Regions from separate parts of the Mus musculus genome. Here region 1 is linked to region 2. Evidence: chromatin loops called from intact Hi-C (ENCODE). Cell type or tissue: gastrocnemius. All regions are shown on one strand. Each heading gives the region's core, and the rest is flanking DNA. Links, peaks and the distances in the headings are about the cores only.

Region 1 (15,999 bases), core at 4,592-7,091, 130 kb before region 2:
CATTAGGGTGGAGTTCCCAGCATGCATACTGTGGAGGGATGTACTTAGCTGTGGAGCTTCACTAAGTTGTGGATCCCTAAGATGCTGTAGTGGTGGACTGTGATGCTCCACGGGTTCTTGCTGCACAGATTGCGTTCCTGATGACAAGGCTCAGGGAGGCCCTGGTCAACACGTAAATACATTTGGAGGAAGTAGGGCCAAGTACAAATTACTGTTGGGGTCCTGTTACAGCTTAGTCTACTTTCCCACAGACTGATCTGAGATGCTTCAGCTGGCTACCATTTTCTTTTGCGTGTCATGTCTCTCCACAATCACTCACACCAAAGCCCCTGTGTCAGCCTTAGTTAGGGTTTCTGTTGCTGAGATAAAACACTGTGACCAAAAGCAACTTGGGAAGGAAAGTATTTCAGCTTACAGTTACACATCACAGTCCATCACTGAGGGAAGTCAGGGAAGTGAAGGCAGGAACTAAAACGGCTAGAACCTGGAGGCAGGAGCAGATGCAGAGGCCATGGAGGAGTGCTGCTTCTGACTTGCTCCTCATGGCCTGCTTAGCCTCCTTTCTTAAAGATCCAGGAATACCAGCGCATTCACACTGGCACCATTCAAAGTGATCTGGGCCTTCCCACATCAATTCAAGAAAATGCCCCACAGGCTTGTCCACAGGCCAGTCTGGTGGGGGCATCTTTCTCAATTGAAATTCCCTCTTTCCAAATAACTCTAGTTTGTGTCAAGTTGACATAAAACTAGCCAGCGCACCTTGTAAGAAGACAGTCTGGGCTTTGAGTGATCTGGATCTCAACTTCCACACTAACACTTTGGAGTTGACGGGCTCATAAATGCATTTCCTGAGTATATCAGGCCAGGCCTTGATGCCCTAGAACTCCTGGCTGCCTCCTTGCCCTGTGGGAGGCTCTGTGAGGCAGGATAGCTTGAAATCTATAGGTCTGAGATGTGTTCCATTTGACTTCGGCCTGGATCCTCCTGTGTTCTTTATGTCCCTAGAACTTATGAGTCTTCTGTCTGGACTGCTGCAGCCTTGCCCTGAGCAGCGGACCACTTTGGAGAAGCTGATCAGGGACCCCTGGGTGACACAGCCTGTGAACCTTGCTAGCTATACTTGGGAAGAGGTGTGTAGGACCAACCAGCCAGGTGAGAAGTCTGAGTCTCCCTTCCTCTTCCCCTCCTTTTCTTACTGTCTTTGTTTGGGGTGGGGAGGTGATCATCCATCCTAGTTGAGACTCCTTCTGTCCTAAATCCATGTGTCAAGAGTTTGTGGCTGGCCTGAAAAATAGGGCTTGATTATGCAGAGACCCTTAGAGGGAGGACAAGTGCTTATAATAGCCCTGGCTAGGAGGGGTGGGAAGGCAACAGTTTGGAGAGTCAGTTGTCTGGTCCAAAGAGGGATAAGGGTACAGATGCTGAACATGATGCTATGGGGCTCCACACAGGACATGCCTCTTCAGACAAGGCTTCCTAGCCCCAAGTCAGAGCCCCTGGGGAACCAGACTGGAGATTAGCACCCCTTCACTAGCATCTTAGCAGACTCTATACTTCAAGAATATCACCACTGGGGGTTCAGAAGCCACTGCCTCTCCATTCTGTTGTCCTAAACATTTTTTTTTTAGAATTTGTTTGCTAATATGCAATGTATTATCTTCATCTTTCAGAAAGTGGCCTGCTGTCAGCTGCAAGTCTGGAGATTGGGAGTAGGAGTCCAAGTGAAATGGCTCAGAGAGAGGGTCTCTGTGGGCCTCCTGCTCCCAGGGAGACTCGTGGTGACCAGCACTGCTTGCATCTTAAGGACCCCTCTTTGCCAGTCAGCTGAGCAAGCTCTCCTGCTCTTTGGTTTGGGCAGTTGTATGGATTTCAGGGCTTTCTACCTGGAGAAAGGAAGTTGTGAAGGATTGGGATGACTTCTGCTTCTAGATTCCTATGCAAATGCTACAAGAGCCTGCGATGCTAGTTTTCTTAGGTTTATGATATAGACTTGTAATTCATGTTTTTTTATAACCTTGAAAATCATTCTAATGTTCAGTTATACTGTACTATTAAAGGGCTTTAAGTTGTAAGCCTCAGAAAGACACAAGGAGTGTTTAAGTTCTCTATTTTTGTTGTTTGTTTTTGCTTGTAAGTTTTTGAGACAGGATCTCACCATGTAACTTTGGCTGGCCTGGAACTCAACTATGTAGACCAGGTAGACCTTAAACTGACAGATCTGCCTGCGCTTGCCTCCCAAGCATTAGGACTGATGGTGTGTGTCACCATGCCCAGTTCTTCCTGGTTTTGTGTGTAGGTTTCTTTCCCACTGACTTGGTACATGTGACATGTGACAGATGTATGGAGTCTATAGAAGTGGCCAGACAAAAATGGCCAGAATATTTATTTATTTTCTTAAAAATTTTCCAAATTAAAGCTACTTAGTTAACAGTTAAACTGGCCAGGACTATATGAGATAAACTTGGTTTTCTATTTCTTTTTGTTGTTGTTGTTTGTTTGTTTGTTTTTTCGAGACAGGGTTTCTCTGTGTAGCCTTGGCCGTCCTGGAACTCACTTTGTAGACCAGGCTGGCCTCGAACTCAGAAATCTGCCTGCCTCTGCCTCCCAAATGCTGGGATCAAAGGCGTGTGTCACCACTGCCTGACTTTTGTTTTCCATTTCTGTACCCTATTTACTATAGCTAAAAAGAAATCTGTCCTAGTTTGGTCTGGGGGTTCAGGCTTGTTAGTCATCTGTTAATCCATAATGCCCTGCTAGTACTTTCAGACATCCTGTGACTGGCTCAGCTCTACTTTGTCTAATGTGACGGGCTCTAACTATACCTTTATGTCTAGTTGAAGAGCTTCAACCCTACCAGTGTCTGTGACGGTTTCTAGGACCCAGTTCCCAGAAGTTAGTGACATTCAGAAGTTAGTGACATTTTAGCTTTTGATTTCAGATGACTTTGTTTCCAAGAATGAAACAAACATTTTCCCTTATAGTCTTTATTACACATAAAACACAAGATATTGCAGAATTGTTCTTTCCCCCAGACAGGAGTATAGCCGGTTGAAGATACAAAATCCAGCTTTCCAAGAACCATTTCTATATTAGAAAAAAAAATCATTAGGACAGCCAGGGCTATACAGAGAAACCCTGTCTCAAAAAACCAAAAAGAAAAAAAGAAAAGAAAAGAAAAGAAAATCATTAAAGCTTTTGGTTTTACAGTCCGATGCCTTATGAGTGTTCTTTGCAGAAGAACAAAACCAAAGATAAAGCCTTGAGACTAAAGTTGTGAGGCAGCAGCTATAATTTTTCCCGTGGAATTTCAAGTCTGATTTAAGAATGAAATTTGGTGAGGACTGAAGATGCCGCCAGATTTTCACAGTACCCTGTGTCTTAGCTACCACTGCTTCAGAGCTGGCTGACTTGTTCAGGTTCCTAGATTGTTCTCAAAAAGTTGGAGTGGCAGAGTTTCCTTAGGCTTTAGGTGTAAAGGCTTAAATAATATTTATTTAGGAAGAAAATTAAGACAAAAGTAATTCTTTAGTTTTATACAGATTACAACTTTCTTGTCCTCTATAGATAGAATCTTTCTGTCAAAAGATGTTTAAGCACTTCAGCACTAGATCATTGCCTAGCACAAAGCAGTTATGTGTTTATTGATGCAATAGCCAGATCCTTTTTCTCTGGAGCAGCCAATAGGCCGGCAAGAAATAGGTATGGCTTAGAAGTGGTGGAATCTAGGCAGCTGTTAGAACACAGCTTCTTTGTTTTCTTCCCTCCCCTTCTGTACTAGCTGGTTTTGTGTGTCAACTTGACACAGGCTGGAGTTATTACAGAGAAAGGAACCTCAGTTGAGGAAATGCCTCCATGAGATCCAGCTGCAAGGCATTTTCTCAATTAGTGATCAATGGGGGAGGGCCCCTTGTAGGTGATACCATCCCTGGGCTGGTAGTCCTTGGTTCTCTAAGAAAGCAAGCTGAATAAGCCAGGGGAAGCAAGCCAGTAAGTGACATCCCTCCATGGCCTCTGCATCAGCTCCTGCTTCCTGACCTGCTTGAGTTCCAGTCCTGACTTCCTTTGGTGATGAACAGCAATGTGGAAGTGTAAGCTGACTAAACCCTTTCCTCCCCAACTTGTCTCTTGGTCATGATGTTTGTGCAGGAATAGAAACCCTGACTAAGACACCTTCATGTCTAAGATGCAAATTCAGTGCATAGAGGTTGGTTTGGAAGCTTCTGGTGCTCCATCCATAAGTGAAGCCAGACCTCTGGGCTGGGAGGGCTATTGTCATTTTCCCTGTAATTTCATTACTTGGGCCATATTCTGTTTTTTAAAAATAGCAGACACCTTCGTGTGTGTGTGTGTGTGTGTGTCTGTCTGTCTGTCTGTCTGTCTGTCTCAAAGGACAGCTCGGTGGAGTGGGTTTGTGTCTTCACTTTTGCATGGGTCCCTAGAATCAAACTCAGGTCACCAAGCTGGTGTGGTCAGTGTCTGAATTCCTGAGCCATCTTGCTGACTAAACACAAGTCTGTAAACAACAGAACTTACCAAATACTTTTATCTGGGTCTAGATCTGTACATAACCATTTCAGGGAGAGTTTGGGCTGTCCTGAGAACTTATTGCTGTATTACAGTGTCCATCACAAACTACTTACCTCCTCTCTTCCTGTAAGCAGCCAGAGGTCATCTGCCAAGATGTTTCGCTACTCTCTTGACCCAGAAAAACCCCCCAAAATCATGCAAATCAAGAGGTTCAAACCTTCGTGTTCACTTTAAGAACACCCGGGAATCTGCCCAGGCCATCAAGGGTATGCATATCTGCAAAGCCACCAAGTATCTGAAGGACATCACTTTAAAGAAGCAATGTGTGCCATTCCGGTGTTATAATGGTGGAGTCAGTAGGTGCGCCCAGGCCAAACAATGCGGCTGGTCGGTGGTCAAAAAAGAGTGCTGAATTTTTGCTGCACATGCTTAAAAATGCAGAGAGTAACGCTGAACTTAAGGGCTTAGATTTAGATTCTCTTGTCATTGAACACATCCAGGTGAACAAGGCACCTAAGATGCGCCGACGAACCTACAGAGCTCATGGCCGGATTAACCCATACATGAGCTCCCCCTGCCACATTGAGATGATCCTCACTGAGAGGGAACAGATCATTCTAAAGCCAGAAGAGGAGGTTGCACAGAAGAAAAGGATATCCCAGAAGAAACAAGAAACAAAAACTCATGGCACGTGAATAAATTCAGCATAAAATAAATGCAGATAAAGTTAAAAAACAAACAAACAAACAAACAAACAAACCTACTTACCTCAAAGATGAGCCCAGGAACACAAATTTGGTTTTTCCAAAAGATTCTCCACCATGGATGAAGTTAGGTGAGATATTACTAGCTAGAGAATAAAGCCATAAATCAAGGCATTTACCAGACACATTGGTGGGGACCACAGATAGGAAGGATAAGGCAAAACTAGGAAAACACTTAACTCAGTTTTAGATATTATTTAGTGATGCTATTGGCTTTTGGATTGGTGAAAACCATTGTTGGTCTAGGAATATATTTTAAAGGTATTCATTGTCACAAAGCTGTTAAGTTAGACAGGTGGACGATGAATGGATTTCAAAAAGGCTAAGAATAATCCATGATAATTTGGTTTTGGTCTGCAGGATCCTAATTCCACAATCACAGCGTTATCTTATTTGGCCTTGTACTATCTTTAACACAGGTGATTGTTTTTTGTCATATTCTCCCCTCCTCCCCCGGCCCCAGTAAAAGTAGTTTCACAACAGAAAACGACGGTGTGCGCTTCGGGGTAGTTTGGTTTCACCTGTACTCTGAAGAGCAGTTTTAAAACCCAGGTAGTGTTGCTTGTTCCTGGCAGAGACCATGCAACCGAGTATGCCCAACTAAAGGGAGCTGCACCTGCAAGCTGCAGGTGCTGGGCACGAGCATCTGGGATCAAGGGCTTGGCTGCGGAACGAAAGAACGCCACACCCCGGGAGTTCGGCGGACACAGATCGGAGGCCGGACGTTGTGAGCCAGGAAGGACCGCCTCTTCCGGTCTCACAGTTGTTCTTCGCTTGGTCTCCATGGCTTCGCTGGGAAGGCAGGTGAGGTTGCCCTAGGTCCCGGGCTCACAGCGGCTGTTGGCGGGACGTTCAGGAGGCGCTGACGCTGGTTCTTGGTGTTCCGGTCTGGGCACCTTGTGGCAGTAGCGCTCCCGGGTGGCGTGTGCACAGACAGTGTGGCCCTCAGAATAGCTTCTGGCTTCTCCGGAGTTTCGGCTGTGTGCTGCCTAATGGCTAGGGAGGCCTGGACCACCACCAGCGGCAAGAGCGGGGTGTTTGAGACCATTCTGGCGGGCACCGGATGCTCTGTGCTTAATTTGTTATGTGCTAGTCCCAACACCTGGGGCTACTGTGTACAAATCGACAGATTCCTTCCCCCAAATATTCTTCTTTTAATGGAAGGGATCCTTGAAAAACAAAACAAAACTATCCTTTGTTGGAATGAAATTAGGTAGTGTACCTGTCTGGTGGCTAGTCTGAGGTTCAGAATTTTCAACCAAATACTATTGCTCGTGCCCTGTATCTTCAGTATGTAGATATTGCTTATGCTTCAATATCTTCAGTAAGTGCGGTCGTTTGCATGCTACTTTTATTCTTTGGAGACTTTTTAGACCCAGAGAAGATTTTACAGATTGTTTACAAAAACTGTTAGCTTTTGTGGGCCAAGGGTCAAGCTGAGGTTCAAGGTTACTGGCTCAGTAATCTTGTGGTGGTCATTATTCTGAGGTGGGACTGATTCTGTTTTTGCTCTGCCTTACAGGTTCCTGAGTGGCATCGTCTACTGGCCCTCTCCTGGGCCTGTTTGGTTAGGCAGACCCCTCATCTCAGAGAACAGAAACAGATGAGCCCTTCTTTGTCTTGCAAACTGACTACAGTGCCCGGTAGAGGAAGCTTTCAAGAGTTTTCCAGCATTACACCCCAAAAGTACATGCAGGAACCAGAAAACAGGACACGACTTGTTCAGTGTCTTCATGAGGAACAGAAGCCTTGTGTGGATCCTGAGTCCTTGGAGCCTGAAAAGGTCATCCGTTCCCTCCAGGACATGGGTTTTGCTGAAGCCCACATTCACAGCTTGTTTAGTATACAGCCAAGTGTCCATCCTCAACAGTTGCTGGGTATAGTTTCAGAACTCCTACTCTTGGGGTTGAACCCAGAGCCTGTATTTAATGCCTTGAAGAAAAATCCCCAGTTGCTGAAACTGTCTAGCATGCAGATGAAGAGGCGTTCCAGTTACCTTCGGAAGCTTGGCCTTGGAGAAGGTATAAGATGCAGCAGACTTTATAGAGGGAGAGGAGTCAGTTAGGGAGAAAATAGCTTACCCTAGCAGGGATGTCCAGCCTTTTGATAGTAAGGCATGGAATTGTCACCTACAAATGAGCTAGGCTGCATTCATCAATACCCTGGGATGCATGTGTGCTGTGGGCTAAACACACCTTACTCAGAGGAAGTGAGGTAGGAAAGTTTGCTGAGGAGAGGTCAGTGTCTTCAAGAAGATGTGCAGTGGGCTCTCTGCAGATGCCGTTGTAAGGGGGATGTGGGATAGAGGAGCCCAAGAAGAGAGAACCAAGGCCAAAGTGAGCCTCCTGTGTGTTCATTGAGATCTCTAGCTCCAGATCAATGGGGACATGGAGTCTGGTTTTGGTGGGTTAGTGTTGCTCTATGGTAGTGATGTATGTGTATGCAAATGTGTGACCTCCGCAAAAACATCCCACACACAGCTTTCAGAGCTGATGGTGCCCGGTTCCTGGAAGGCTGTTAGAGTGCCCTCCACCTTCCAACAGCTGTCACCCTTCTGGAGAAGGGAGGTGGGGCTCTCCAGTGAACTCTACCCATTTGACTGCTTTTATTTCATTACTGACTGTTCCTGGTAAGATTTCACCCCCAAAGTGGGGAGGCTTAGAGCCCACTGTGTTTGGTGTCTCGGCATGCCTCCTCTAGAAGATAAGCAAAAAGATAACTGTGTTCCCCTTGACACGTTGTCTCTTGTAACATGATCTAAGCCCAAGCTCAGTCAGTGTGTGAAGCACAGCCTGAGAGGAGAAAATAAAGCTTACTCTTTGGAAACGCCTCTTCACAGGGAAGCTAGGCTGTTAGGAAAGTTACTTGACAGTCTTAAGTGGCTTTTAAGTTTCCAGTTTTTAAATCGGCACAACTATTCATCAGAAGACCATTTGCTTCACTTATGAAGCCCTGCTTATATCATTTGTCTGAATACAGTTACTAATGTAACTCAGTAAAACACGGGGAGGCTGGGTGTGGTAGTGCATTCTTTTAATTGAACTCTATAGTCAGGAGGATGGAGCTCTGCAGGTTCCAGGCCTTCCAAGGAGACCCTACAAAACAAACAATAATACAGTTGGATATAACACATGGTCACGCTCAGACTACTTATAATTGTGTGTTCTGGATATTCTTGTTCCTACCATTGTTCCTAAAGGCCTCTTCATTGAGCTCAGACTCTCAAGTCTAGAGATTGTTAGTCTCTATACAATGTCTAGATTATACAGAGAGAAGCAGCAGCCTGAGCCCCACTGTGCAGGAAACCACTCTCCTCTAACATTCCCCAGTGAATCCCCGGGAAGCTTTCTATGCTAGGCAAGCAAGAGGAGACCTAGAGTATGAAGTTGCCGCCTTCAGATAGAAGACTAGAAAAAGGCAGGGACATAGGGAGGGTTGTTGGGTCTGTGAAGAGTCCTTTGCGTGGTGCTTCATGGAAAGTAGATCTCTGAATGGGCAGTCCTGTGGAGGGAGAGGATCCTGCTGTGCCCCCATGTGGGTGCCACAAGACAACTTCTAGAGTTGATTGTCTGCTGCCACAATGTGGGTCTTGGGGATTGAACTCAAGTTTCAGGTTTGCTGGCAGGTGCCTTTACCCACTGACTCATCTACCAGCCCCTAAATGTTGTTTAGCCCTTGGCGTTCGGGAACATGCCAAAGTTACATGCTTTGCTTAACACTCTACAGGGAAACTGAAGCGGGTGCTGTCCGTTTGCCCTGAGGTTTTCACCATGCATCAGCGGGACATTGACCGAGTTGTGAAGGTCCTCAGGGAGAAGTGCTTGTTCACGGCACAGCACATCACAGACGTTCTGCACAGATGCCCCACTGTTTTGCAGGAGGACCCCAACGAGCTAGAATACAAATTCCAGGTGAGAGTAAGTGACTAGGCCGATGATGGCAGAGTGTTCAGGTTTTTAAAGCTGAATAGGGTCTGAAGCCTCTGAGTAAAACACCTCAGTTTTCTCCTCTCCAAAGCAAACCTGTTGTTTAGCTCTGCCCCATTCCAGGTCCAAGTAGGTAAACTTTACAACCCTTGGGGCATCTTTTTGTATAGGAGATTTAGAAATTGTGACAGTTGCCCTAAAAGTTTAGTGACAGATAGGTCATAAGCACTTGTGCATAGCTGTGATGGCAGTGCGGGCACTCCTTTAATCTTAGCACTCCAGAGGCAGAGGCAGGCGGATCTCTGAGTTTGAGGCCAGCATGGTCTACACAGTGAGTTCCAGGACAGCAAAGGCTATGTAGAGACCATGTCTCTAAAAACCAACCAAACAAGCAAACAAAGCTGGTATGAGGACCTGAGTCCAGATCCCCAGAACCCACCTAAGCTGGATGCCCAGTGCCCCAGCACCCCTGTGGGGAGATGGGAGGTAGAGTCAGGGCGTCCTTGGAGGCTTGTGGGCCAGCTAGCCTGGCCTCTGAGCTCTGAAGCACTGCTGGGACATACTCAGATAAAACAAGCTGCATGCTCACACATGTGTTTAAAGGTTCCTAGGTATCTTAGGATTTCTTTGGGTCTGATTTTTCCTACACTCATGATTTTTGTTGCCCTATTTAAAGAAAAGTATATCCCTGTATGCCCCTTTGTTTTCTGATGCATTTTTCTCAGCTTGAATTTGGAAATGCTTTGAAAACTTGAGATTTCATAAAAGTGTTGGTATTATACTACAGTGGCTATTCTACCATTTCTAATTAGGCAACTAATGACTTTGGACTAAAGTTTGTTTTGAGTTGGAATGACAGGCTTCAGGTTTCTCTACATGGATTCCTGAACATGTTTGTATCTTTCAGTATGCATATTTCAGGATGGGACTCACACATCTAGACATAGTCAGGACGAATTTCTTACAGTATTCAATAACCAAGATCAAGCAGAGACACATTTACCTGGAGCGCCTTGGACGGTACCAGACCCCTGATAAGAAGGGGCAGACACAGATCCCTAATCCCTCACTGAGGAACATTCTCAGAGTTTCTGAAGCTGAGTTTTTGGCCAGGACAGCCTGTTCCTCTGTCGAGGAGTTTCAAGTTTTTAAAAAACTCTTGGATCAAGAGGAGGAGGAGGAGTCTGAGAGCCATGCATCTGAGGAGGAAGAGGAAGAGGAGGAAGAGGAGGAGCTACTGTGACACAGCACTGGGGTGTCAGAGGTCATTCTCATATTCTCGAAGTGCTGGGGACCTTCACCTGGATCTTCTCAAGCACTTTTGATCCCAACACTGGTATTTTGATGGGGGAAAAAACCAACCTGTAATGATCCACTGGAGATACAGGTAGATAAACCAAACCAAATGAGGGGTGCTTTGTTGTGGGTTCTTTGGGAGGCCCTACTCCATCCTAAATAAAGGACTCGGCTGTCAAAATCCAGGGGGTGCAACCCTTCCAGGTTGGAGTCTTTTTCTCTGTTAAAATAAGTTGTGCTAGTTCCAAAACCATGTGGAGAGAGAGGTGCCTTTCGGCTCAGGAGTACTTTGTATGTCCAGGTAGTAGTAAAGATGAAGTCATGAAATTGAAACATGAGGGTTAGTATGTCATAGCACTTTATTTAATGAAAACAAGTAGCAGGTTTCCCACACAATAGGCAGCTTCTAAATCTGACACCATTTCCCAGCCTTCTGACGTGTTGAGTGTACAGCAGAGTGAGAGGCAGTTGGTTACGTTAGTAACATGTCCTTTAGTCACACGGTTGTCAGACTAGCAAAATGCTTCTCTGTCAGTTGCTGACCCTTCCTGCTTGGGCAAGTTGGCCTTCATGTTGGTTCCTGGCTGGTTGCCACTTCAAGGCCTCCTATCTTTCTGGCTCTGTAGACTGTGCTAAGAGTGAGCTGCTCAGAGACCAGCACTGGGGAGCACTGGGCAGTGTGGAGTGTGTGCAGTGGAGCCATGTGATGTACTGGGACTAGGATGAGGTGAGCTGGAGGAGAGGCCTGATTTGGTGGAGCTCAGGCTTAGAGGGTCAGAGAACTGAGGCCTCTTGGAAAGTTGTCTGTGCCTCTTCCTCAGGAAACTGCACAGGGTGATGCAGAAAGCTTTTTGGTTATAGGATCAAAGTCAGGAGTGCTTGGTAGTATTTTTCCCCCATTTGGTGACATTTAACAGTCACACGAAACCCAATGTGGGCCTTGTGTTTAGACTGAATCCAGTGCTTACGTGAGGATGACCTTAATCCTCCAGACATCTGACAATCTTTGGGGATTTGTGTGTGTGTGTGTGTGTGTGTGTGTGTGTGTGTGTCATGGCCTCAGGATCTTGTGGTCAGAGCCAGGGATGCTGTAAAATATTGTACATTGCACCGCATAAGGAATAATTAGGCCCACAAAGCAATGCCAAAGCTGAGAAACTGCTCAAAGACCTGGCCCACAAAAGTACTGTGACTACAGCTAATGTGTGTTGTAAATGGACCTGATGTATCATTTCTGTCTAAAGCAGAGATACTGCTGGATCTGAGGTGCATTTTGTGAGGAATCAGCACCAAGGTGAGGCGGCTCTTGACTTACCTGGAACCTGACTGCAAAGAGGAGGGTGTTTACAAAGAAAAGCAATCATTCCAAGATTCCTCCCCCCACCCCTACCCTCCACACACACAGTTCTCACTATGGCAGGTATGTGAGGCAAGCTCATTCCTGGCAAGGGCGTGTCCTTGCCTGTTGGACTCTCCACAGAAAGCAGGACGTAGCAAGCCATCTTCTCTACCCCACATCCCATAGGCAGTAGAGGGGAACGAATGCCTTCTGCCTGTTCTTGGCTGTGGACAAAGCTGTTTGAGAACAATGATCCATTCTTTGCTGCTTACTCTTCCCATTTTGTGGTCTTTTTGTGATCGACACTCTCCTCCCTGAATGTAGGGTGTTTGGCCTTGGACTCATCAGAACGGAATAGAATCCTAACTGTGAGCTCAATTAGGTAATCTACTCATCTTCAGTTTTGATTAGCAAATGGTGAGCCCAACAACTCATAATTACTTCAGTTGGACACAAAAATAAATCTCCACCTTGTCTGTTTGCTGATTCCACTATGACATTTCCCAAGTGGACGCTGACTGTTTTGAGGGATTTAATTATTCTGTGTAAGAAAGCAGAGACAGCATGTTTGGAATGATGTATACTAATTCCTCAGCACAGGCAAGTCTTTCTCCACTCCAGTTGGAATGATTGCCCGACAGCGCCACACAGCAGGCTGGCTCCAACTGGAGATGGGAATGTGGCAGCATCGGCTTGGGGGTGAGAGTCCTGAGGTATAGTACGAAGATCCCATCTACGTTCCCAGAGGTGCTGCTTGATCTTGCTGTTCACTGTTAACACTGTAGCTTACTCGGTCTCCAGATCTCTAGTGGGTATCTAAGATACAGTAGTGAGTTTTTGATGTGACTGACCCTCCTTGAAAAAGAAAAAAAAAAGTAATACATAGGCTCAGAATTTTCTAGTGAGAATAAAATGTAAAAGGTTATACTTCAAAGTATGTTTTTATGAACTGTGGAGGGCAGAAGGCCTCTCTGGTCGGGATGCAGTTCTTGGTGCTGGTGCTGGTCAGCTCTGCTCTCATGGAATCTAGGTGTGGTTGGCTTTTCTGATTGTGCGGTCACTGCAGGGAGGAGGAAGCTGCTTAGAGCCTTGGGAATGGGATGGAAAGCGGAGGCTGTGTAAAGAAAGTATTTTCGTTTTGGTGGCCCACAGCCATCTACTTCAGGCGCAGATTACAAGAAGCCTTGGTTGGACCCTGTGTCCTGCAGCCGGCCTGCCCTGTGCTACTGTGGGCTGCGTTTAGATTTGAACTGATAGCTTTTGCTGCTCTATGGTGTAAGTATGTATACCTTAGGCTCCTGAGCAAGGGTCTTGATTGCTTTTCTTCTATGAAAGTTTAGGGGTTTTTCATGTCTTGATGGCTACTTGTCATTCAGGAGATAGCATTCTCCACAGAAGGCTGAAGTCTAGATCATCTTATAAACCAGGCACCTGCCTGCCAACTCTAGCCTACCGCCTGTTTTCGTAAATGAAGTTTCATTGGAATGTAGCTATGCTATCTACATCTGTTACCATGTTGGCAGTACAGTAGCAGGGTCACGTGTGTGCCAGAGAGGTCATTCTATCTTCGAAGCCCAAAATCCTGCCTGAGCATCTGACTGCCCTGCCACCCCTGAGTTGTAGACCAAGTGTCTAAACTCCACCATAGTAGTAATTAGCACTTCTTCTTTAGGTCAGTATAAATGAGGAGAGGAGCAGGGTAGAGGTCACCTGTTTCCACACAGCCTTTCTTGTATTTTTTATGAAAGTTGAGTCTTTTCCTTCTCCATGTTTTGGGAGTTCAAGGGTCATGTCTCTGGCACGGGGATCTGGGGGTGGGTTTCTGAGCACAGAAGCACCACTCACAGAGCCTGGTAACCCAGGTAACTCCCCACAGGGGAACTGACCAGAGCTGCAGAAACAGCAGGCTGGATTGAGATGGCAGGTGCTTCAGTGCTTCCCCGGCAGGCGGCTTTGGGTGTGCAGGTCTGGTTGTCTCTTTTCTGGAAATCTGAGGACAGAGATCTCAGGGGAGACTGCTTTCAGCCAGGAGCTTGGCTTTTAAGTTTTGGACATCATTTTCCTGAGTTTTGGAAATCCGGGAGGTGGGCAGTGTTACCAGCACATGCTGGTCCTTTTGAAGGAGTAACAGTGAGCTGGGGCACACTCCTCTTTGTACCCACTGTCTTTCTCTGGAGACAGCAAGCACTGTCCCCAGGAGCCAGATTTCCAGCCGGCTGGGATGCAGGGAGGGATGGACAGGAGCCACGCACCCTGAGGACACTCGTGCCCAGCCTGGGGCTTTGCATCAGTAGGCTGCTTGGCCCTCTGCTGCCTTTCTTTTGGCGGGGATGGCACTGCCGGCTTTCTCAGGGCAGCTGTGGGTCGCAAATTCTGGTGTTTTTCTTCAGAGAAAGAGAAAGGGCTGTGTGTAATGTGTGTTGCTCTGAGAATAGGAATTCTATAAGCCATTATGTGGTAAGTATCTAGGATTCTCTCTCTCTTTTTTTTTTTTATAAAAATGGGTTTTCTGGGTGAGTTCGTAAAAGATGCATTAATATTTCAAGTGACTTATTACCATATAAATATTTTAAAACCAAATAATTTGTGGATTTTTTATCTTTGCCAGATGTGTTGCTCACAAGTGTTGGAGGGTGTTTTGTGTGCATTCTTGGTGCTGGGCTGAAAAGGCGATGCTGTTGGGTGCACAGGACTTGAGTCTTGTCGGCTGTTCTTCCTGCAGAGTTTCACATCTGAACCGGTCAGGAGGCACAGGCCCTGCTCCCTAGGCCCGTCTGAGAGCCTGCCCTCCTGATGCCTGCCTGATTTCAGGGTCCGACTGTGAGCTTCTGTCTGTGCCTGTCACTGTCACTGCAGGCACTGTTTTCTTAGGATGACCTTCACCCGGAACTCCATTGCTTTTGTTTGTTCTTAGGCCTTTGGGTGACATTTCTCCTTCATGTCCTACACTATAGAAGAAAAAGGTGATAGTCACTCCTGAAGTGGGAGCTTTCCAGATATGCCTCTCTTCCACCACTGGAAAGATGGACTGCCCTGGCTCCTCCAAGGGAGAGGAGTAAATTCTCTCTGGCTAGCCAGTCTGTCATTCCAATTATGCCAATAAGTCAGTGTGGGGCTGTGTTCAGCCTATACAGGGATTTCTGTAGTGTAACCCAGTATTTTCCAGACTACTGTGAAAAAAAAAATTCCAATGCCCTTTAACATCTCACAGTTTATGCTTGGGGAGGCGGGGTGGGGCATGCTGGATCAAACGGGCAGTTTCTTTGATTTCAGGGTTATTAGTGCTTAGAATTCCAGGGTCCACTCTAGCACCCCCAGAGAGAGGCTATATTTAGGATCTCCTGCAGGTTACATGACAAGACTCCCGCCCTAGTCTACCAGCAGAATGCTGCTCGTAGGGCTTGGGGGTATGTCCTTAGGTCCTTTCCTTTGGCATTGTTTGGACTGTTTGGCATCCTTGATCCATCTGCCAGCAAGGCCCATGGTCCTGAAGGGGCCAGGTGATTCTTGTACCTCATTGTAACTGGTCTGCAATGAGAGAGTCATTTCCACCTGAAAGTAGATTCATATGCAAGCTCAGACCAGGTTATGTCTATTGAGAGGCTATAGACAGGGAATTCTGGAACCTTCCTGGTTGGGTCTGTAACAGCACAGTGCTGAGTTGTCACCATCAGTGTCTGATAAAGGACCTTGGTGTCCAGGTTGCTGGGTGTGATGGTGTCTCCAGTTCTCAACAGATCTTGGTATGAAGGAGAATGATTTCCTTAAGATCTCTTCAGTGTTTGACTGTTACTTTGTTTCCTGAAAGAATTAAGAAAACCAGTTTGGTGAGAAAGACTCTTGTGTACCTGAAACCCTACCTCTGTCAGCCTCATCGGTTCCTCATATGTAACCCAGCGAAGCCCTCACAGGCTGACAGGGAGCCTGGCCTTTCAGTCCAGCTGCACACACCAGCTGAAGGATGCTATGGGATGAGCAGAAAGCAACCAGGCATTGTGGGGGGACTTCAGGTTAGGCACTGACCTGTTGGTCACATTTCATGTTTTCCTGTCAGCACCACATTCCCTGTGCAGAACGGCAGTGACCACCTCCAGGCACAGCTGGGCCTATCTGTGCACTCTTGTGTGCACATGTGGGCACTAGATTC
Region 2 (15,999 bases), core at 6,463-8,962:
GTGGTTGACCCTAAAATCATTTCCACTGCTAATTCCTAACTGCAGTTTTGCTACTGTTATGAATCATAATGTAAATATATGATACGCGGGGTGTCTGATCCCAAGGGGGTTGCGACCCACAGGTTGAGAACCATCGCCTTAGGGGACCACTGGCCAGAGCTGAGCCTTGGTGTCCTCATTTGCCCTGCCACACAGAACTCGGGCTGGCCCCATCGATGCTGGGGATCAGAACCCCTCCCCCAACACTGCATGGGCTGTTCCCACTTAGCTCTGTGCCTGCTGTGCCGGGTTCTGTGGCTGAAGCTCCTGTGACTTGGAGAAGATAATGCATGAGAGGACTCTGGCCTGGGAAGTGCCTTCACCTTTCTGCCTCAGTTTCCCTAGCATCCTAGAGAAGGCTCTTCCCAGCTCACAGGCATCCTGGGTAACCTCTGGCTGGAGCCTATAGCTCAGAGGTCACCTCCCGCTCCCCCCATTCTGAGGCCTGGCTGGTGAGCAGAGGCAGGTTGGGGTCGGGAGGAGGGCTGGACCTACAAGCTCTGCCTGGGTTCTGGGGACTGTCCTTAGCTTTCTCCTCTGTTTAGAAGCTGACTTTGTGGTTATAATTGGTAAGGCCCTGGACCACAGGGATCCTGGAGCAGATGAGAGACACTTGAGGGGGACATCTCCTGCTTCTCCTGCTTACCTCCAGCCCCCTTTTCTCCATCAGTGTCCTGAGACTGGCTGATGGGCCCACAACAATGATCACCAGTCTTGATAGATGATCTCTGATAAGAGCTAGGCTATGCACACTGGCCTGTGGGTACCAGCTGCACACTCACCCTCTGGCTGACCATGTGACACCTGCTGGCCAGCTCTTCCCGCTCAGCATCCGCCTGGGCCAACAGGTCCTCCAATCGTGTCAGCTCCTCTTGCAGGAGTTCACTCTCCTCCCGTGCATGGGACGTAGTAGCTGGTGGCTCCCGCAGCCCTGTGGGTATAGCATTCAGATGAGGCCAGGGCTCTACCCAAACAACTGGAACAGTCCACGAGGAAATTCACTTCCTCTCCTGTAACCAAGCACCCTCCTATCCCTATTGCCTTTGGTAAGTAGCTCTAACCCCACTTATTCATGGCCAGGTCAAGCCCCTAACAATTAAAGCATGTGTGGGGGACACTGGGTACCGCCCATCATGTCTGCACGTAGTGGGACTGCTGTTTCAGGGTGGCAGGACCCTGCCCACAGAGAGAAGTTGCTTTATGCAGTGGTGTTTCTCTGTCCTTTCCCAGTGCCCAGTGCTAGCCTGTGGCATTAGGAGACAGATTAGACAGACCCTTACGACACAAAGGGGTCATCAGACTCCTGCAGAATGGAATCAGAAGTGCAGCTGGGCATCAGGGAGCCTGCCTACGATTTGGCCTCCATGTAGGGATGAATTCCTTGGAGCCTGTTCCTGCAGTGTGTTGATAAGAAAGCTTTGTGTGTGGGGCTAGATGAGTGACAGAAACAAAGCTCAGGGTGTCCCTGCTCAACCTAACCTAAAGTGTCAACCTTTAGGCTTTTCACTATGGTGAAAAAACAAAACAAAACCCAAAAAACAAAAAAAACAAGGATGGATAAAATCAAGACACTGATGGTGTAACAATGTCATGAGTGCTGAGGTCAGCTCCGTGTGGCAGTGATTAATGGCCTTGTGGCTATCTGCATGACTCCTGAGGACCCTACGAAGAGAGGGTGGTTGGGAATATGGGGCTGGGAGAGTCTGAGGTGGACAGCCAGGGACACAGGGCAGTCCTAATGGCATGGTTCCCTGAGGCCAGGCTCCAGTGCCTGCTGTGAGGCCAAGGCCAGGCTCCAGTACCCGATGTAAGGCTTCCCTGGCACCTGAGCAGTCTCAGCCTCACCTGAGAGTGGCTCCTCACCCAGGCTGCTCGACACGATCTCTCGGATACGGGCTGGCACAGGAGTGGGTGAGGCCCGTTGACCTTCTCCTCGCACAGTTAGCGCCCGGTCTTCCCTTCTGGCCATGGGACTCAGGATGGTGTCCTCCAACTTCTGAAAAACATCCAAGAGTCCTGGTTCTTATGGGCCCTGGCGGGACAGCTTGCAGGCGCCTCACACAAGCCCAGTGCTGTCAACGGGAGCTGCCATGAGGTCACTTTGATGTAGCAAAGAGTCCTGAAGATAGCAGAGTGGGGCCAGGCAGGTCACCAAAACCACATGCCTTAGTCTCTCCACCTGTGGGGTGGGACTGTGCCAGTCTCTGGCAGTGCTTTGGCAAACATGTGGAAATCAAGAGAATGGGTATCTGAAAGGACTCCTGGCCAAGGTTAGCTTAGCTCATTCTTCCCAACGCTAAGCGGGCTGCGCTGAGTCCTGGGCCGACTCTTCATGTCAGCTTCTCTGGGATACCCGGGGCAGGTGCCTTTGTGTCTGTTCACAGAAACACTCTCCACCACCTGCCCCACCTGGAATGGTTAGGATCGTCTGCCCAGTAGAGATAGGGAGGCTCCCAAAGCCCACCCGGTGATCACAAGCCTGGGGAGGGAAGGGGACACTACAGGTAAAGGACCAAGAACCCAGGCCCAGCCATCATATAGGGTGTGCTGGACCCTGTGAGACTAGATAGGCACAAGGTGACAAAGGTCAGCAGAGGGTGCTTGCTTCTGAGAGCATCTCAGAGATGTCCCCTTCAGCCTACCCCAGAGGGGAGCTAGAGTGGCCCTCTTTCTTGGTGGGTCCTGAGCTAGTGAGCTGTCAGGAGAGAAAACCACATAGGTTCAATGTGAGCATCACATCCTAGAATACTGGTGAGACACATCAGAGGAGCCTGGCTCTTCGTGAGGCATCTGACTAGGAAGGATACCTTCCAACATTACGGGCATTAACATCGATGACAGAGTCCTCGTTGTAGGCACCCTTTCGTGATTTCCTTCAAACAAGTTAGGCTGCTAAGGGCTAGGAGATTTGATTGTGACAGTAGTCACTCTTCCCTTGTGCCTGGCTGCCTTGGACAGAGAGCCATTAAACTGCCAGCTTCATTCTTGGCAATCAACTGGACTGTTATCACGGTAGTCCAGCTGCTCTGAATGTTCCATGAACATCACCAGGAAGCCACCCCACGGCTGCTAAAAACATCACAACCTGGGGTGCTGGGACTGCAATTCCTGTTTTAGAAGTTGTGTGCTGGTGTCGACGACTCTTGATCATCGGCAGGGATGTGAGATGAACTCCCGACGACATCGCTCACTCTGTAGTTGTTGCCTTTCATACTAAAGGGTGAGCACTTTCTCCAGCAACTCAACAAAGAGCCCAGGGCCTGAGCAGCATGGGGCTTGTACCTGGCTGACCACAAGCGTGTGGTGCATTTTCCAGATATCCTAGCAGCTTGCTGGCCGCTGCTATAAAAACTTCCCTTCCGATGGTTTGTTTGTCCACGTGTGGTCTTTATCGTGCGAGTGAGGCGGCGTGGGCTGGCTGTATGGCGGCATGGGCTGGCTGCATGAATTGTAGACAAGATCCTGAGCTTCCAGGTCTTAGCAAAAGTAGCAGCAGCTACAGCATTAAAGGCCCCCAAAGAGTCCGGGAGCCAAGAGCCCTGGCATCTGAAGCTATGAACTCAAATAGATACAACACAGGCAGAGGTGTTCACAAAAGCCACGGAGGGCAGAAACGGAGAAATTAAAGGTAGCAAAGGAGCTGAAATCAGTGAGAGCCAAAGGGCAGAGCCTGGACTACAGGGACTGAAAGCCACAGAAGAATTTGGGAGAGGTCCTGAGGGGTTCAGAGGCAGGAGTCTGGGCGCTTAGAACTAAGGATACTGACAGGTTCTCTGAGCCCAGAACACTGCCTCAAGCACCTCAAGCAATAAGCTTCTGACTGAAAGCTCGGAGCCATGAGTCTGTTGACTTACACTTAGTGTTATAGGCCTCTGGCTTTGGCAATTCAGGTTGTAAGTCTCTGAAACTCAAGATCACCTACACCACGGGAACACCTTACCTACCCATGGTTTCTACCTAGACGCGGTCTGTAGGATCTCAGATTCTCAGTAGGATTTCTTGGCGGAGGCACATGTCTTGGGGAAGGAATGACCCTGAGCTGAAGACATTGTCAGGGCCTGTGGGCAGTATTGTTCTGTGTCAGCAGGAAGCTTCCAGGTATAGGATAAAGGACTGAAGATTAAGACTAGCCCACAGTGGCCAACCTGCCCTGTCCATGAAGGATGTTTGAGTTGAAGGCAGTGCCTTAATGACCCGTGACTGATGCCAGGGGCCCCCACTCCCAAAACTTTTCAGGACAGCAGCCGCCTTCTCTTCCACAGTGGGACTCGCCTTCCCTTTCCTACCCAGAGTCCCCTGAGGTGACACTCAGAAGCCTCCCGACTCCCAGCTCATTGGAGGCCTTTTCTAGCCTGCAGCTCTCCTGGTTCTGACTCCCAGGCCTGGGCTAGTGAGGAGGCCCTGCTTCTCCAGGTAGCCCCATCATCCTTACCCGGCCCTCTCAACCGTAGCTAGGCCTGTTCCCACTCTGAATCCTCTGTGGAGATAAGCCATGGTTTTCACCTAGGCATCCTAAATGTATCCATTCCTCTCTTAAGCTAGCCAGACTGGAGTCACTCCAATATCCAGATTCTGCACGGCTCTGGACAGAGCCTGTCCTGGTCCCTGAGAGCCCTGCAAAGGTCAGATGCTGTTAGTGAGCCCAGGGTTCTTCAGGCTGGGAAAAGACTTAACCTTCTCCAAGGCTTTGCATTTAACTCCCCTAGGTGGTCTTGGGAAGGTGCCCTCTCTTCTCTTTCCTCCAGAGGACCTCCCAGCCTCGCTCTGAGTGGGTGGTAAACAGCTTTCCTTGGGTGCAGGGCTCCACTGGTGAGGAGCAGGGCTCCCCTTGCTACTTCCTCCCTGGCCAGGCAGACTCCGGGTGCTCAGACCACCAAGGCCGCTCTGGCCTTTCTAAGAGTTAGAGCGGGAAGTGCCCAGCCATCGTTACCTGTTTTGCACTGGGGGGGGAAACTAAGGCCTAGTCCAGTGGCAAACAGAACCTTAGGTCCTCAGATTAAAGACGTGATGCTGGCTCCATTCAGAGGTTCCCTCCAGGCCGGAAGGACCCTGCCTCCCCTCCCTCCTCTCCCCGGAGCATCAGCGGCGCCACCCGCTAACGGGAAAGCAGCGGCGCAGCACAAACTTGACTCATTCCTAACGTTTACAGAGGGTCACTTATTAGCCGGGACGTCCCGAGAGGCGCTGGGGGCGTAATAGGTTCCAGCTGTGGCCCGGTGCCTGCGATGGGTCGACGCCCAGCCAGAGCAGGAGGGGTGCGGAGGGGGAGCGGGAGGGGCGCGTCCCTGGCAGCCAGCCCTCCCCTCCCGCCTCCAGTCCCAGGCGCGCGCGGGAGGATTGCAAACGAGGGCCGCCCTGCCTCCACGCAAATGGCGCGGGGGAGGGGCGCGGGGCTCTGCTACAACGTGCAAGGGTCTGTGCTGACCCGGGCTTGGATCCCCTGGGACCACACCCGGGACCGCCTCCTTCCCCATACCCAAGTCAGGTCGTGGTGGGGAGTGGGGCTAGGAGAGTTTCCAGCTTCTGCCCCGCAGGCTCTGTCCATTGCTGCTACCAGTGGCTCCCCAGCCTGGGTGGGTCACCATCTTTAGGGCCAGGGGAAGGATCTAGAGCGCAGCAGCGGGAAGCCTGGATAGCCTGGAGGTGGGGGTGGGGGTGGGGGTGGGGGTGGGGCTCGTATTGTGGGAAGGACACCAAGACTGGGCAAAAGGGATCTCCACGGTCACTTTTCTAAAAGACCTCAGATTCAGAGAGTTTTTGCTATGTTTTTTTCCTCCCTACTGCCCTCCGTGTCAGCTCGACCTATGCCGAAGACCTTAGGGAGGCCAAAGACCCTGTCAGTAACCTATGCATTTAGATCTAGCTCCAAATGGGTGTGTTGGAGGCTCAGTGGGGACAGACACCACTGCCTCCCACTTGGCTGTGGTCTTGTTGAGGGAGTCCTATCTAGGGGACATGCCTCTTTATCGCACCCTCTGGGTCAGAGCAGGACTAAGAGAACCGAGGAGGGGCCCCGCTGTGCCATCAACACACTGCTCAAGGATATGTCCTGCTACCATCTGTGAATTTAGCTAGTTGCTCTATGTCCCTGTGGCCTAGGAACCTCCTGCACTTTTATCCTTGCCTGGAGACTGACTGGAGTGGGGAGTTCTGAGGACGGGGTACCTACCCTCCCCCATTCTGGATCTTGACTCAAACATTAAGGTGCGGGGTGGGGGTGGGGCGGCAGCGGTTGTTGCAGATGTGGAAATTCAGCCCTCAATTCGAGTCTGAAGCCAGGATAAGATCCCATCACAAGGATAGGCTCCAACTTAGGGGTGGGGGGCATCTTATCCTCCAACCCTGTTCCACAGGCATGGCCCGTCTATGTGTGTCCCTTCCAGATCTGGACGGGGATCACTCTGCAGGTGAATCCAAGCAATACCCAAGCACAACCACTGGTAAGGAAGGGCAGGGGCCGATCGGAGCCCAGACTCTGAGGTGCAAGGCCTTTCTCAGCTCTCAGAGCTGCTGTCTAGGTTGGGTGGGAAGAAGTGTCAAGTCTGTTCACCACAAGGGGCTTCTTGAGGTGGGGGGAGGTGTGTGTGGGGGTGAGGATGCAGGGGTAGGGTGTCCTTTCACGGCTGCTTCAAGCAGTGGGGACAGAAGAGAGCATTCAGGTATTCCCCCTCTTGGCCTAAGAGTCAGCCCAACTAGGACCTGGCAGGTACTAGAAATGGTCCCCAGCAGGTGAGGCCAGCGCTCTCCTTCCAGATAGAGGAGAAACCAAACCAAACCAAACCCAACCCAACCCATTAAACTCTGTCCCGATGCAACTGAGGAGGTGAGGGCTGGTTTCTGTTTTCCCAGCCAAACTAAACAGGTACTGCCAAGGCCAAGGCATGAATGTGAAGTCCCAACTGCTTCTCCCTCCACAGAGTTAGTCCTTGGTGGACTTTCTGGGGTCCTCTTACAGTGCCAGCAGCGCTGGTCCACTCCCTAAAGCCCTGCAGGGTCTTCCTATGTCAGGCATGGTGGTCAGTAAGCAGAAATGGCAAAACACATGAGCTAATTCACCGTCTCTTGTTCATGAGTGCGGCCACAGACAGGTGGACAGTCTAGGTCCTGGCCCCCAGGGGAGAGCAGAGTGGATTTCAAAAGGAACTTGGCCACTTCAGGTACGGAGAAAGGCAGGACTCACTGGTACCTTCCAAATAAAGAACTCAGCAGCAAGCAATAAGGGCAGGACTCCCAAACCTCCATTTAAAATCTCTGAGGGAGAGAGTATCCAACTGTCAAGCCCAGTGTAACTTGGATACTATCTCAGGACCGGTCTGGGTGTCTGATGTGGAGTGGAGAATAGTCCTACAACCCAGTATAGTTCAGGGGTGGCTAGGCCTGCTGCTAATGCTGTGTGCCGAGCTACAATAGTGCCCCCGTGTGGCCATTTCTGGTACTGCAGGAGGACAACCGGTCTTGCCCAACTTCTGGAACTGAGGTTGGGCTCAGGGTCTCCATCCAACATTATGGATAGTAAGAGAACCTGTGACAGTGTGTAAGTTGTGGCATATTAAGTGGGTTGAAGTGTCTTAGCACTAGCCATGATCCAGAAGCAGATGTTTTAAAATAAGATAGCTTGTCTTAGAAACTCTGCCCTTCTTCCCCTGTGTGAGACTATTCGGGACTGCTGACAGGGTCTGTGCTAGGACTGAGACGCAGCCTTGAGCTCCCAAACACTTGTGGGACTAGTTGCTAGATATGCAGATCTCTAGACAGTCACCTGACTAGTATGCATCTGATTGGATGCCCATGGGTCCCCCTGCATTCTTTCAGTGAACTAGCATGGCCATGAGCAGGCCAGCTGGAGGCTCAGAGCACTTTGGCCTTCTGCAGAGGGTTTGGTCAGGATGTCTGATGGGCTCTGTACCTGGTAATGTCTACTCCTGTGTTTGATAGGCTCCCCTCCCCACCTCCACACTATGCCTGCCAAGCTGGGGCATTGCCCTTAGAGCAGAAGCTTGCAAAGTCACAAGGGGACTAGATGTTGAAGCAGGGGATGAAGATGAAGGGGGACAACTTACCCGTCCATCCCGAGCACAATGCTTGGCACACAAACAGGCTCAGACAGGTTCCCAGCACAAGTCATTGAAAGCCTTATTGGAACCGCCAAAGGTATGAATCACTAACAACAAAATGACTCACAGCAGGGACTGCTCAGCAGGGTGAGGAGGCTGTCTGTCTTGTCTGCTTCTATGTCCTGACACCCACACAGGCTTCCTGGGGAAGGTGGTCAGCCTGCAATGCAGTGCAAGCAAAGGCCTGGGATAAAGAACACGGGGTGAGGAGGGAGCAGAGAGAGGGGTGGGCGAGACAGGAGAGAAAACTGGAGTGCCATTGTCAAGGATTGGCATATTCTGGTGAGGAGGCTGAGCCTGTCTCTGGACCATGAGAAAGAAGGTCTGAAAGAGGATATGTCTGGTCAGCGCAGTGGCACTGGTGTCTGGACATGTGGCTCTGGGGACAGAGATAGTCAGTACTTCCTTCCCTGGACGGCATATGATTAGCATTGAATCCAGGCCACACTTGGACCACTGTGGGCTCCTGTCCTGGGTGGGCCTGCACTCCCGGGACCTTGTACCCTTGATCTGTGGAGTGAAGCATGACTTTGAAGGGGGAGTGAGAGATGGGTGGTTGGGTCCCTGTGGGCTCCAGGATGACCAAGGTTGGAGGAGAGCTCTAGATCTTTCTGCCCACCTCCAAGACATCTGGTGATCTAGTTCTTAAGTCACTGGGGATTTAATCAGTAGTATTACACAGGAGGCACCCATGAAAACCCTAATGAGGGGCTTGGTGTAGATGCAGGGTTGGGATGGCATGTACCTCAACGGGGTGCTTTTGCTCTACGCCTCTCCCTGTACCTGCCCTACTTCTTTGTGGGTGTCCTTGATCCACAGAGTGGATGTTTAAGTCAGGGATGTTAAAGCCTGAGTGTCAAGTGCTGTGCGGGTGACTGAGCTCAAGGAGACCTCGGGTTTAACTGGCCAGTCAGAGGACAGAGGGCAGAGGGCAGAGGGCAGAGGGCAGAGGGCAGTCTATGATGGTGTCCGAAGTGCTTCATCCTGTGAGGCTGAGCCCTAGCCACTACCCCTGGGAAGCTAGTGTTAGAACAGGTGAATCCAGAGGGTTAAAGTCATGCTTGCCACCCACAGCTGAGCCGAGTGAGAGAAAACAGTTCCTACAGCTGAAGTTTGGCTTTAAATGCAGAAGAAAGCAGGGATGTAAAGTAGCAGAGCCGCTGCAGGAAAATAAGGTGGACGTTCCTTAAAGGTTCGTGTAGGGGCTGGAGAGATGGCTCAGCAGTTAAAAGCACTGACTGCTCTTCCAGGGGTCCTGAGTTCAATCCCCAGCAACCACATGGTAGCTGAACCATCTGTAATGGGATCTGATGCCCTCTTCTGGTGTGTCTGAAAACAGCTACAGTGTGTACTCATCATATACATTAAATAAATAATAAATCTTTAAGAAAAAAGATGCGTGTAGAATTAGAGCTAGAGCCCACAGCCCTTCTAGAACAGACACCACAATAAGGGTACCAGAGACCCAGACAGATGGACCTGCACCCTGCTGACGGTAGCATTGCTCACAGTGGGAAGGCAGGTCAGTGGTCCATGGAGGGAAACCCAGTGAGCGGTGAGCGACGTGTGGTCCCCCGCAGAAGGGACTGCTGCTCAGCCATGCTGCGACATGGGAGGACCTCTGGGACACTGTGCTAAGTGGAATAAGCTGACAGATTCAGTTCAATTCCCATGAGGCTCCTAGAACTGCCAGATACACAGAGCCAGGGAGCAGGCCGGTGGCTGCCATGGCCAGGGAGAGTTGGTGTTTGATGGCGATGACAGTTTGAGAAGATGAAACCATTTTGGGGCCAGATGCTGGTAATGGTTGAGAATAGTGCAAATTCTGCTACTGAAACTTCACTTTAAGATAGGCAAAAGGGTAGGCTTTATGTTATTTATATTTTATTACAGATTGAAAATTGAAAAAAGACTGAAAGTCAGTGAGCCAGCCACACACACACACACACACACACACACATCTCAAATGAGATGGACAAAACCACAAATTAAAAACAAAGGAAAAATCAATGTGTGGGTTGGTTAAATATAAAAACATAAAATGGAATGTGCTGGCTGAGTTTTGTCAACGTGACACAAACCTAGACATATCTGAGGAGAGTAAATCTTAACTGAGAGAATGCTTTTATAAGATTGGCCTGTATGCAAGTCTGTCTAGATCAATGATGGACGTGGGAGGGCCCAGTGTACTGAGGACAGTTCCACCCCTGGGCAGGTGGTCGTGGACAGTATATGAAAGCAGACTGAGCAAGCAGTAAGGAGCCCTTCGCCATGGCCTCGCATCAGCTCCTGCCTCCAGGTTCCTTCTCTCACTTCCAGGACGATGGACTACAAGCTGTAAAATGCTTCTCCAAGTTGCTTTTGATCATGGTGTTTTATCACAGCAATAGACAAGACTGTATGTTACCAGCCAAGGAGATGAAGAAGAAGCAGGTGCCAGCCAGGGAGACCCAGCACTTTCTTGGACTTAGACAGAAGGTCTTGATTTCTGGACACTGTATTGGGAGGCAGAGGTAGCTGTTCTCCCTGCTTCCGGCCCCATGATATTAATAAGACAGAAGCATACTATCCTGATGCTATGGTGAGGGTGAGCCTTATACAGAAGTGGGAGTCATAGAGCTCATGATGCCGGATACAGCACCTCTGCTGGGCACTGGGAAGGTGTCCGGCTATAACTCAACATGGCATATGCCATCATGATGGATGTAATGTGTGAAGGAACAGAATATAGGGTGTATGGCAGGAAGAAGTCAGACAGCTTAGGAGACAGATGTGCTGCCTTTAAAAAATAGACCCCAACTCACTCTGGAGAGAAGTGGGGGCCAGAGAGAAGCACACCGAATCCTTCTGGGGCCCATGCCCCATGACCTAAGCGCTTTCCACTCTTCATTAGCATCGCTCCCTAGACTTCCAGCTCATGAACCCTTTGGGGGTACATTCAAACCACACCCAAACCACAGCAACAGCCAACAGCAATAGCCAACAAATATGAAAATTTATAATGGACAAGTTCCCAGAAACTAGAACTTTTACCCAAAAGAAATAGTTTGGAAAGTTCTATGCCATTAAAGCAACCAACTCAAGAGTGGGAAACCTTCCCACACTACATCCCACCCGACTTGGGTGTACTGTCCGTTCTGGGTCTGAGAGGATCCAGAAGCCCCTCTTCCTGATGCATGGTGAGCCCTTCCTTTCGTGTGTAATTTTAGGGGGTCTTTGAACTCACCAAGCCAACGTCTTACCCTCAGGGACCAATCCGAGGGCTCCCAAGTCTGGCTTCCAGTCCTAGCTCTCAAGTGGCCTGTGGGGCTAGGTGCTCTGGGATACTGTGCAGTAGGGTGTGTGTATGTGTGTGTGTGTCTATGTGTGCGCATGTGTGCAGATGAAGTGAGGAGAAGGGAAATCTGTCCCAAGGAAGACGGATGCTGGGGAGCGTTTCCAGGTACCGGGAGTGGATTGACGTCAAAGCCTTTACTTCTGGTCTTGTGGGAGGCTTTTCCCACTCAAGCTTTGCCCTTCTCTGAGTCTCCCGGTTCCCTGTGTGTAGCCAGAGGAGCGGGAGGTCCCTAGAGCCCTGCCACTGGTCTGATAGGGCTATCTGGGCATCTCATGGCGCCTGCCTGCTGCATGTTCACCTCAGGTAATTGCACAGAGATCTCAATCACTGCTGCGCAAATAGCAGGTGTGGCTGGGCAGACAGAAAAGCCTCACCAGGCTTGGTATGACTTTCAGCTTCCCAGGGACAGTGGGCTTAGGTACATGCAGAGCCCTCCACCCCACAACAACCATGCCCAGAGATGTTTGCATCACTCTGGGATTCTACCTCAAGAACGTGGGCACACATACAGACATGCCCTCCCACCATCAAGTCTCCGAGGAGCTAGCTGGTCAGGTCCTTACAGGATGATGTATGAGCCAATGGGTGCTGGGCTGTGAGTGTTCTGTGAGCTCTGGTGTGCTGACTCTCTTTCTGAACCCATCACCGGCCTTGCCGTCAGAATTCAGCCTGAGACCCTTTGGGTAGAAGTGTGCCAGTGTCCGCTCAGGTGAGAGTACCCACCCAGGACACTCTCTTTTCTTGTTGCATCAATTAACTTATTGTTTTAATTACATTTATTTAGTTGTGTGTGGGTTTGGGGTGTGTATGTGCCGTAGTGTGTGTGTAGATGTCTGAGGGTAAATTTTGGAGTTGGATTTCTTTACCACGTGACTTCCAGGGATCAAGCTCAGGTCATCAGACTCGGAGGCAACTGTCTTCACCCACTGAGCCATCTCCTCCACCCCAACTGACTTTAATATTCTGTTTGCATCACGGTCTGTCCTATGTGGGCAGATGTGTATGTCTATGTGTACAAAGATGCTAACAGGCTATTTAGCCACCTGACACCATCTGTGCGGTTGGTTACTCCTCTCAGGGGATCTGATATATTGTTTACCTAGGACCATGTCAACCCCCTGCAGCATGGCTTTGAGGGTCTGAGAGCTGGGTTAATGAACTCTCTGAGTCAGCAGGTCCATCTGGGGTACAGTGAGTCCCCAGTGGTCGGGGACTGTCTGGCTGGGGTGGCTGGATGATGACAGTGTAGGGATGTGGGCTGGCAAGTAGGTGGGCTTTTAGTAATGGGACATGGTGAGGGGGACAGGGATACAGGACCAGTTGTGTTGTTCCTATTTTCCAGGTAAGTTCTGTGAAGATAGAAATGGAACTTCTGCAGTTTATAGAGTGGGTACTGGGGTTATCTCCAAATTGAAGCCCCTCTTCTAAGCTCAGACTCAATTGCTCCCATACCTAGCCACTAACACAGTGGAGCCCCTCACCCTGTCCCTTCCACGTTGGTGTGCAGGCTGCAAGCCTAGGACTCCAGAGGGGTGCTGGCTTTCTGAGCCACTTCGCCTGTCTGGAGATCTGCACTTGCACGCTCATATTCACACTGAGCATGTGCGCAGGTAGAATGTGCTCCTGGTGGGGGGTGGGAGGAGGGGGTGCAGCTGCACGCCGGGCAGCAGGCAGCGGGCAGCGTCCTATTTAAAAGTGCTCTCAAGACCTGCTCTCCAGGGGTCACGGAGGGGGCAGCCACTTCACTGACCTTGATCACTGTGTCCAACCCCAGCTGAGACTGCTCCGTGGTGTCTCCATCATCAGGATTGCTGGAAGTGGAGCTCATCTTGGGCAGAAGCACAGGACCTCAAATAGTTTGTACCTGGGCTCCTCAGCACGTCTCTTCTTTGAGCCTCAACCACCCAGTACCTTCCTGTGTGCAGTACCTGGAGCCACTGTGCTGGTTTGGCCCGTTGAATTCACTTGCTCCTGAGCACCCAGATGCCCCACCTTGATTGTGGAGACCACACGCCAAACAAGCCCATGAGTGTTGCTGTGGCAACCAGGACGCTGAGTGCCCAGGTTTCCCTGGAAATAGGAGTAAGGGCTTGCTGTGAGAGCTAAGGAACACTGTTGCCTGAAGCGGTTTCCCCGGAGACCTGGAGTGAAGCTGACCGGAGGGAGGGACCAGCGTCTTCCTAGAGCCCCCGTTTACTGTTTAGGGAGACTTGTTTGCTTGCTGATCACACCCAGGGGTGCAGACCACAAGCCCATTCAGGGTCACTAACTGACTTAGTTCATGTGCCAAAGAACTTTGTGATCGGTAGTGAGATGTGTGTCACAGATGTCTAAGGATTAGGGAGGGACAGAGCTTCCCCAGGAACAAAGGTCTTCCTTTGTAGCAAAGGTTTCCTCTTGGAGCCTGGCAGGTTACCTGCTCTGCAGTGCCCTACTTAGACACATAGAGAATGCATCCTTCCCCAGTTACCCTGTTGGTACTAATCTGGTACTAAACTTACCAATACAGACGCTCAACCTACTTCTGAGACCTTCTGAACTCTGCTGCCATTTCTGCGCAGTCACTCTGTAATCCATGCATATGCATACAGATAGAGAGATAGATTCGCTGTGTGCTATGTGATGTCAGCGTTAACATTAGTAATTAAAGTTAGAACAAGAGAATCTGCCTTTACCTTAGGCCAGGCTACCCAAGCAGGTGGGACTATATGTAAAACGTGTTATTGAAACTGCTAAATCTTATATGTTCATTGTTAGTCAATAAATTTTGACACAGAAAACACAAGCACATTCCATCTATTTTTCTGGGCACAGTGTGCTCATGACAGAGAGGTTCCAGGAAGAGGGGGGCTGGTTCTCAGGAGGGGCCACCCTGTTTCTTACTCAGGCATCCCTCCTGACCCCTATATCCATTTCTAGGTCATAGGATGGACTCTGCCAGTGGACAGATGCTTTGTTCTGTCCTCCTCTCTTGTCCGAAAGCCCTTGATGTTGTTCACCGATCCACCCCTCCTGGCCATGTGCAGGAGCTTGAGACCCCCATCCTTGCACTCTGGATACTGGTTGGTTGGGGCCCTTATGTGGTCCGTGAGTGTAGCTTCTGGTCCAGGGCTATTGATGACAAGGAGAATTTTCAGTGCAAGTCCAGAGTATATTCTTCAACGAATCCTGTTAGATTGTGTACAGTGTGTCTCAGCAGGGCCTTGGCTAGGCCTGACCCTTCTCCTAACTAACAGGACTGTTGGACCCAGAACCCTGGACCTCCTGTCCTGCTACAGTTGCAAGGGCATGCTCTGTCCCCACTGTCCATTCTCCCAGCATGTGACCGATTTTGCCCCATCTGTGCCCACCTGTCTGGCAGACTGTTCAATACTTCTGTACTTGGAGGGAGACTCCTTTTCAGAGAGGCTCCTGCCGTCATTTCTTCCTCCATACCTGAAAACTCACCAGAAACAGCCCCAGGACACGACAAACCCTGGATTCCCAATTCCCTGGAGAATGGTTCATAACAGTTGTGGTACTGAACTCGTACACCATTATGATTGGCCTCAGGCATGGACACATTGGCAATAGTGGGAAGTCAGCCTTGGTCCAGTGTCTGGGTTGTGATGATTCAGAACAAGTACAGTGCACAGGGCCCACTTCCTGCTAGAGCCTACAGGGCGTGCACTTCTGACCGCAAAGGGGCTGCAACCCAGACCAGACCAGCCTTGGCTGCCCTCAGGAGTCACTCTTCATGAGCAATGGCTGCCGCCGCTGGACCTGTGAGTTCAGCCCGTGAGCAGTCCACCCTGTCTCTGGGGCATACAGTCACCAAAGGGACAGAGATGACCACAGACAGCAAGTCAGATTCCAGAGCAGTTCCAGCCAGACAGGCTATCCTGGGGCTGGGAAGTAAGGACAGGGCATCACATTCCTTTGTGCCCTCCACCCTCTTCATGAGAGTTGTCCCTCACATGAACTGTGCTCGGGGGATGCCAGAGCCACTCCAGGGCCAGGCATCCGAGCTACTTCTGAAGCTGCATGACACCATCCTCATTCCTGAGTGAGGTGGAGAGGCCAGGGTAGGTGAGGCTGTGGGCACTTGGCCTGCTCACAGAAGGTACATACAGGATCCTCCAGGAGGACCTCTGACGTCCCTTCCCTAAGAAGGTTAGGGTCAGCGATGGCAAATTATGAAATTCATAAGGCGGGGGATGGATAAAGAAGGGACCCCCAACTGTGTCTGAGGGGTCCAGATAAGGAGGACCTGAGGGGTTCCCTGGGCATCACCCTCTGCCCACTCTGTGCTTACATGGACTACTCAAAGGATGTTTGGTGGATGGTCCTGGATAGTGACTGCTAGGGTGGCTCAGGGAACCTCTCTCTAGGTCAGTTCTGCCTTCGTGGTAGGAGAGGGGCTGGGGCTGCTGGCCATTCACAGCTTGGCAAGGACCACAGCATAATGAATGAAATGAGGAAGGTCCGGCACATGGGATCTGACAGTGACTTCCTGGATACAACTGTACA

The links. A loop is a pair of places that touch in the nucleus more often than their neighbours do. Peaks named below come from ENCODE experiments on the same cell type or tissue, not always from the same donor. Only the 100,000 strongest peaks of a DNase experiment are listed, where the experiment ranks them.
Region 1: a loop joins it to region 2, with 2.5 times the contacts of the local background. A loop is called at or near these places in 10 of 42 quality-filtered maps.

Annotation. Positions count from the first base shown.
Region 1 is chr1:93,295,921-93,311,919 of GRCm38, reverse strand. Mterf4 (mitochondrial transcription termination factor 4) reads left to right here and starts at 6,041. Exons shown (of 4, transcript NM_178051.4): 1 at 6,041-6,095; 2 at 6,814-7,312; 3 at 9,018-9,202; 4 at 10,125-10,715. The coding sequence starts at 6,075. The coding sequence ends at 10,460. Gm28535 (predicted gene 28535) reads right to left here and starts at 5,956. Exons shown (of 3, transcript NR_151531.1): 1 at 5,813-5,956; 2 at 5,296-5,377. It overlaps Sned1 (sushi, nidogen and EGF-like domains 1), which reads right to left. Exons shown (of 31, transcript NM_172463.4): 31 at 15,472-15,653. The coding sequence ends at 15,642. It overlaps Pask (PAS domain containing serine/threonine kinase), which reads left to right. Exons shown (of 18, transcript NM_080850.2): 17 at 1,006-1,152; 18 at 1,671-2,483. The coding sequence ends at 1,828. It also overlaps the pseudogene Gm7867. In gastrocnemius, for the core only: no CTCF peak of the experiment used is centred there; a DNase peak (open chromatin) is centred at 6,005; H3K4me3 peaks cover 1,755 bases; H3K27ac peaks cover 1,148 bases.
Region 2 is chr1:93,166,044-93,182,042 of GRCm38, reverse strand. It overlaps Crocc2 (ciliary rootlet coiled-coil, rootletin family member 2), which reads right to left and starts at 13,620. Exons shown (of 32, transcript NM_001310428.1): 1 at 13,241-13,620; 2 at 1,885-2,035; 3 at 822-970. The coding sequence starts at 13,318. In gastrocnemius, for the core only: no CTCF peak of the experiment used is centred there; DNase peaks (open chromatin) are centred at 7,176 and 7,456.